Linked DNA regions of Homo sapiens: region 1 is linked to region 2. A link is a contact called in ENCODE Hi-C or POLR2A ChIA-PET data. All regions are on one chromosome and are shown on one strand. The core of a region is the stretch at or near the end of the contact, and the rest is flanking DNA. Distances in the headings are between cores, read along the strand shown.

What was found. A loop is a pair of places that touch in the nucleus more often than their neighbours do. ChIA-PET counts read pairs that join two places held with the same protein, here RNA polymerase II (POLR2A). Pooled maps may share reads with other maps.
Region 1: a map of Calu3 shows a loop between it and region 2 (11-fold over the local background). The contact joins two enhancer-like sites. A Hi-C loop is called at or near these places in 1 of 168 maps with a recorded cell type or tissue (Calu3) and 1 of 50 pooled maps. POLR2A ChIA-PET finds 5 or more read pairs at or near these places in 1 of 52 experiments (WTC11).

Annotation. Positions count from the first base shown.
Region 1 is chr17:72,659,973-72,663,084 of GRCh38, forward strand. The region is part of intron 7 of SLC39A11 (solute carrier family 39 member 11); the gene reads right to left. Among named protein-coding and RNA genes, the nearest start is that of LINC00511, 21 kb to the left of the region's middle. Within about 2 kb of position 1,544, at least 4 of the 41 ENCODE cell types and tissues checked have a DNase peak (open chromatin) inside an H3K27ac peak, as active enhancers do.
Region 2 is chr17:72,125,919-72,129,364 of GRCh38, forward strand. It overlaps SOX9 (SRY-box transcription factor 9), which reads left to right. Exons shown (of 3, transcript NM_000346.4): 3 at 1-498. Among named protein-coding and RNA genes, the nearest start is that of SOX9, 6.6 kb to the left of the region's middle. Within about 2 kb of position 1,338, at least 12 of the 41 ENCODE cell types and tissues checked have a DNase peak (open chromatin) inside an H3K27ac peak, as active enhancers do.

The DNA of each region.
Region 1 (3,112 bases), core at 294-2,793, 530 kb after region 2:
CCTCAGGTGTTTTCCAAGGCCGGAGTGCGAAGTACCACCCCAGGGGTCCCTATACTATCTTTGGGAGGCAGATGCCTGTGCTGAGTGAGTTACTCAGGGGTGTTCCCTTGAAATTCATTTATTAGCCATCTCCACTCAAACCTCAATGTCTCAGGCCTTGAGCTTGGGAAATGCTTCCAGCTCGTGTCAGCAGCAGCACAGAGCATGTGCCAGGAGCTGTGCACAGCACTGGAGACCCCACTGCAACCGCCTGCGGTTGAAACCAGCTCAAGTCTTTCATTACCGCACCCATCAGAGGCAGCCCGAGGTCCTCCGGCTAGAATAAAAATGACGATAACCACTGCTGTTATTTATTGAGTATTACTACGTGCTGGGCGTGCTTGTAAGCATATTACATGTAACAACATGCCTTGCCCCTCAACCACCTCATGAGCAGCTTTCACCATTATTCCCATTTTACAGATGGAGAAATTGATGCTCAAGGAGTTAAATAACTGGCCCTGAAGGTTGTGGAGCTGGGAAGTGACAGAGCAGGGCCTCCTAACTGCTACTGTGTACACATACCGGGTTTTCTGGGCCTCATGCAGACCCATCGAACCATATGGAGATAGGGGCGGACGCTGCCCGACACCCACTTGGCTAGTGAGCTGAGGTTCTGGCCTCTTCTGGTCAACAGGGAGGGCAGGCCAGACTCAGGGGGTTTCGAGCCAGAGACCTGCAGGGTTTAATGGAGTGGAACGTGCCATCCACAGCGGGATTTCTCAACCTCACCACTACTGACATTTCACACCGTGAGTTCCTTGTTGTGGGGGCCTGGTTCTGTGCAGTGTAGGATGCTTACCAGCATCCTCGGCTCCTATCTGCTAGATGCCAGCAACAACCTCTCAGCTGTGACAACCAAAACGTCTCCAGACATGGCCAAATGTCTCCGGGGAGGGGGAGGGGACCAACCCTGATTGAGACCCACTGACCTTGAGTAAACATGTTAGATGAGCTTGCTTCCTTAGCAAATAGCTGGACGACAAAAACTGCTCAGACTGAGTGTGGAGAACACCTGATCTCACGCATCTCATTTGAGAATTTCTAGCCTCAGTGGAGTGCAGGCTTCTAGGGAACTTAGCTATGGCACGACAGATTTGGGGCTGAGCAACCACCTTTGAGAACCACCAGGCCTCAGCTCCCTTAGTCCAAAGCCAGTGGTCACTCTCAAAGCTCACTGTTGCACAATTCCAGGGGTACTTTTCACCTTGTGTTCTCTGACCATGGCGCCCCCTGGAGTTGTGCAGTGGGACACTCCTGCTTGAGCGCAGATTGCTGCTCAGCCTGGGGTGTAGTTCTGGGGTTCGAGGTGCACGCTCTCAGGAGAGGTAGTGGAGAGAGTCATGGGTTTCTCTGAGAATTGGCAAGCGAAGGGACGGCAACCTGCAGCCTTGCTCTCCAGGCTATATTCCCTGGCCGGTTGATTATGAAAGGAGAATGGCATATCCCTGACAAGCCCTGCTTCACCCCGGCTTTCAGATCCTCCCATGTGCGATGAGCGTGTGTGTTCTTGTGTGGCAGGCCCTTACATACTGTTTTGATTGTTATCATCTTGCCGTGAAAGGCCTGATTGTTCAGGCCTGGAGATGACATCACCGGCTTCCCACTAGGGCAGCCTGTCGAGGTGTTTGATGAGCCTGCAGGTGGGAAGGGGCTGGGTACTCCCCGCAGGGCTGCCCGGCCCTACCTGCTCAGAGGAGCTGGCTTAGCACGCAAGGGATCTTCCCCCACCCTCTTGGTGCAGTTCTCGGAAACTTCTTGGTGCAGGCTGGCGAGATGAGATGACCCATCCATTCCCTTACAGTCTGCTGCCTTCCTTCGAGGGGGTGAGGAAGAGCCCAAGGAAGTCAGCCGGAAGGCAGGGTGGTGGCTGAGGGTGATTCAGGCCACCACTGTGCACTTCTCCCTGCAGAAGTGTAGACAAACCGCCCACATTTCTATGGGATCACTGACTCCCAGAGGAATGCTCTGAAGACCTTCACCTGCTAAGTGTCCCAGCAAAGCAAACCAATCCTATGGGCTAGCCAAGTATGAGGCTGCCTCATACAATGTGGTGGGGGCACACATCTGAGAGCAATGTGCCTCTGTAGCCATCAAAAGACACATCTTAAACTGGGCGCAGTGGTTCGCGCCTGTAATCCCAGCAACTCAGGAGATGGGTGGGAGGACTGCCTGAGCCCAGGAGTTTGAGGCTGTAGTACTATGATGGAGCCATGGCAGTCCAGCCTGGACTGGCCAACAGAATGAGGCCTTTTTTTAGAAAGAAAAGAAAGGAAGAAAGAAAAGAGGAAAGGAAGAAAGAAAAGAGGAAAGAAAGAAAGAGAGAGGGAGAGAGAGAAAAGAAAGAAAAGGAAGGGAAGGAAAAGAAAAGAAAGAAAAGGAAAGAAGGAGGGAAGAAAGAAAAAGAAAGAGAAAGAAAGAAAAAGAAAGAAAAGAAAAAAAAGAAAAAGGAAGGAAAGGAAGGAAAAGAAAAGAAAGAAAAGGAAGGAAGGAGGGAAGAAAGAGAAGAAAGAGAAAGAAAGAGAGAAAGAAAGAAAAGAAAAAAGAAAAGAAAAGAAAAAGGAAAGAAAGGAAGGAAAAGGAAAGAAAAGGAAGGAAGGAAGGAGAGAAGAAAGAGAAGAAAGAGAGAAAGAAAAAGAAAAAAGAAAAGAAAAAGGAAGGAAAAGAAGGAAAAGAAAAAGAAAAGGAAGGAGGGAAGAAAGAGAAGAAAGAGAGAGAGAGAAAGAAAAAAGAAAAAAAGGAAGGAAAGGAAGGAAAAGAAAAGAAAGGAAGGAAGGAAGGAGGGAAGAAAGAGAAGAAAGAGAGAAAGAAAGAGAAAGAGAGAAAGAAAGACAGGCACACACATCCTGGGAGTGCTGTTATTCATGGCAGTGCTATCAATAATAGTCATAAACTGGAAACCATGCAAGTGCCCCTCTACAACAGAATGAGTAAAATAAACTCATTTTATTCCTTGTGTTCTATTCACACAATGGAATACTGTGTGGCAATAAGAATGAAAGGTTTATACCTCTGTGTGAGTCTGGAGCCACGTCACAGACACAATTCTGAGTGAGAAAAACTAGACACAAAA
Region 2 (3,446 bases), core at 88-2,587:
GTGTTTTGACACAAAAACAATGCAAGCATGTGTCATCCATATTTCTCTGCATCTTCTCTTGGAGTGAGGGAGGCTACCTGGAGGGGATCAGCCCACTGACAGACCTTAATCTTAATTACTGCTGTGGCTAGAGAGTTTGAGGATTGCTTTTTAAAAAAGACAGCAAACTTTTTTTTTTATTTAAAAAAAGATATATTAACAGTTTTAGAAGTCAGTAGAATAAAATCTTAAAGCACTCATAATATGGCATCCTTCAATTTCTGTATAAAAGCAGATCTTTTTAAAAAGATACTTCTGTAACTTAAGAAACCTGGCATTTAAATCATATTTTGTCTTTAGGTAAAAGCTTTGGTTTGTGTTCGTGTTTTGTTTGTTTCACTTGTTTCCCTCCCAGCCCCAAACCTTTTGTTCTCTCCGTGAAACTTACCTTTCCCTTTTTCTTTCTCTTTTTTTTTTTTGTATATTATTGTTTACAATAAATATACATTGCATTAAAAAGAAAGTGGCCCTGTGGATTTATTCACCCAGTTCTCCTGTTGGATGATTTGGCAAATTTGAGCACAAAAGACATTGTGGAGTGCTGATTGCTGTGATGTTTTTGTTTTTTATCAGCACCTTTGGCAATCCTAGAAAACAAGCTGAGGAAAAGACTGTATCTCCAAAAATCTAGGCAGAAAAATCTTGAAAAGTGCCACTCCAATAGATCACACAGAAAATTACATGTCAGTAGTTGCTCACTCTGGCAAAAATGTTTGTTGTGGTTTTCATGACCTCATGCTTCAGGGCAAAAGCTGTCCCTTGTGGAGGTCACAGGGAATATTAGACCTGAAATCAGGAGCTTGTCAGTAGACAGAATGCCAGAGGGGTGACTTGCTTATCTGGTTTTAATATGGCAAACTTTCCGTTCCTATGAACACATACCCAAGAAATGGAGTATCCACTTAAAAAGCAAAGGAAGCCAGAGAAAATCAGTGTCTACAGGGAACCAGAGAGAAGCCTGTCGTATTAACCCATTAAATGATTCAGAGCCTTCCAGATTTCTCTGTAGAGACAATGAAAGGGGATGATTTTTCTGCTCCCTCCAGTTTAACTCATTCTAAGCAGACGCAAAGCCATTGTAGAAGAAACAAGACCTAATCCTGTTTTCCTTGGCCCCAGTTAGATGGGGAGTTTCCAGGTTCAGAGAAACGTTCAGGTCATTTTTCATTAAATAGATGAAATCACTCCTTCCCTCACATGGGCACACCTCCCCATCCCCACTCCCACACCCCAGATGATTGGAGAAGTGTCTCTAAAGAGTCAGTCACCTTCACCCTCTCAGGCTAGTTTTACTACTGGGCCTGTGTCTCTGGCAGTCTTAACCAGAGTCCAACCTCTCTGGCATTACCTCACATTGTCTGTTTCTGCTTATTGGATTCCTGGCTGACATCCCACACCAGGAACATGGCAACCAGGAAAATGGTAGTTATCAAATCGAGGCAACATTAGTACTCGGCCTCCTTTGCAAATTCCTTCGACAAACATTGATTGAGGGCCTGTGATCTGCGGGGGACTGTGCAAATCCTTCCCTACCCCTTCAGACATCAAATTCTGTTCCTTGTTTGTGACATAGCCTTCCATGCGCTGAGGCCCTCCCTTCTTACAAAATCTCTATTTTTTTTTTCTCTTGCCAACACTCACAAAGTCCTTTTTAAAAGTCTCTGTGGTGTTCACTAATTCTTGCCTACCTTATTCGTTCTAATCCCTTTGTCTATTAAAATCAACACACACCATTCCACTGCGACTACCCCCTTCCCTAGCAAATCTGTATGTTTGCTAGACTGTTCTCCCTTCCAGAAATATGCTCTTTTTCCCAGTATGTGGCCTTTGCCAGGACTTCTTGAAGCCAAAATATTCTGTTCGGACATAAACTTGTGAAGGGAACTGAAGCAAGTTGTTTTGCTTTCCCGTGCCTCACTTTCCCCTTTTGCTGAGTATGTTTATAATTCCTCCTACATAGAGCAGGGTTGTTAATAGAGGAGATTTTAGCCAGAGCAATCTGGGAGTTGACTGCATTGGAGTCTCCTGGTCTGTACAGCAGTCCCCCTGCATTAGAATTCCTGGGAGTAATAGCCAGGAAAAAGAGTTTCATAAGCTCCCCAAGTGGCTCTGATACACAGTAAAATGCAAGAGACACAGGAGTGCTGGGAGAGAATTCCTCAGAATCCCGCTCACCCCCATATCTATCAGATCTAGTCAAAGCCCAATATCACCAGATTATAAAATATTTTGGAGGAATTTTTAGTCTAACACCAGAAGCACAGAGCTTATCACCCTGGCAACAGCAACACATTGACTGGAAACCTAGGAGAGTCCTCCACACCGGAAAGAGTTTGTATGTAGATCCAGGGTTATTTGTTTGTTTGCACTTAAAATAAAACCTTTTCTTTTCTAACCATTTTAACAAAACTGAAATTTTTAGCAAAAGGGAATAAAAATAAACTCATTTAAGAATCGGTCTTTTGCTCTATTATTAAATTAGAGCCATGGGGATTCACTGGAGCTGTTTGACTTTCCCACTTCAGCTCCATCCCATCCCTTTCCTTCCCTGATTTCCAAAATGAACGTTTGTGAGGCAGCATGGTGGCACGTTTATATTAAAGTAATCGATGAACTATCACTACAGCCAGAGATGGATTTACTATGAAGCAAACAAAGCTCAAGCTTCAGCACCTCTCAAAAGCACAGGCTCCTTTTAAGGCTCTGGACTTATTCTTGAATTTTTAAAATTTAAATTCTTTTTCTTAAAGAACTTCGCCTCAAAAAAAAAAAAAAAAAAACCATAAACTTCATGCCACACAAAAGCTGGATCTGCCCCTGATCACACCTATTGGCCAGTAAACTGAAGCATTAGAGGCTGCCATAGAAGATAGCAGAATACATTTCTTTCTGTTCTCAACAGTGCCTGAAACATAGTAGGTGCTAAACAAATATCTACCTTCCATCGTATCCATGAACGTGACGGTATTGCCAAAGAACACACTGGAATCTCTGCAATAACACTCTACCACTTGTCCTTACACAGTTTCTCATCCCTCTGAGAGTCAAATGAATTTTTGCTTCTCAAATGACATTCACTTACGGGCATAAGACAGGTTTCTTGCACACAAGAAATGCAATGACCTGCCCTCCTATTCTTTCCCTTTCCTCTTCCTGCTCATTCCTTTTTTTCTTTTCTTTGCCATCTCTCCTCTGCATTTTCTCAGTCTCCCCTTGACTCTGACAGCTGAAAACTTTGCTGGGCCCTGATTGAGCTTTTCCTCTTTTATCAAGCACAGACTAGAACTATTTTACTCCGAATTTCTGGAGAATCGTTCTTTTTTGACCAGATACAACATGGGCCAGGTAATCTCAGAAAACAACCAGGCTAAATTTGGGGCAATAGTTCCTTGAAGCTATTGTTAGAC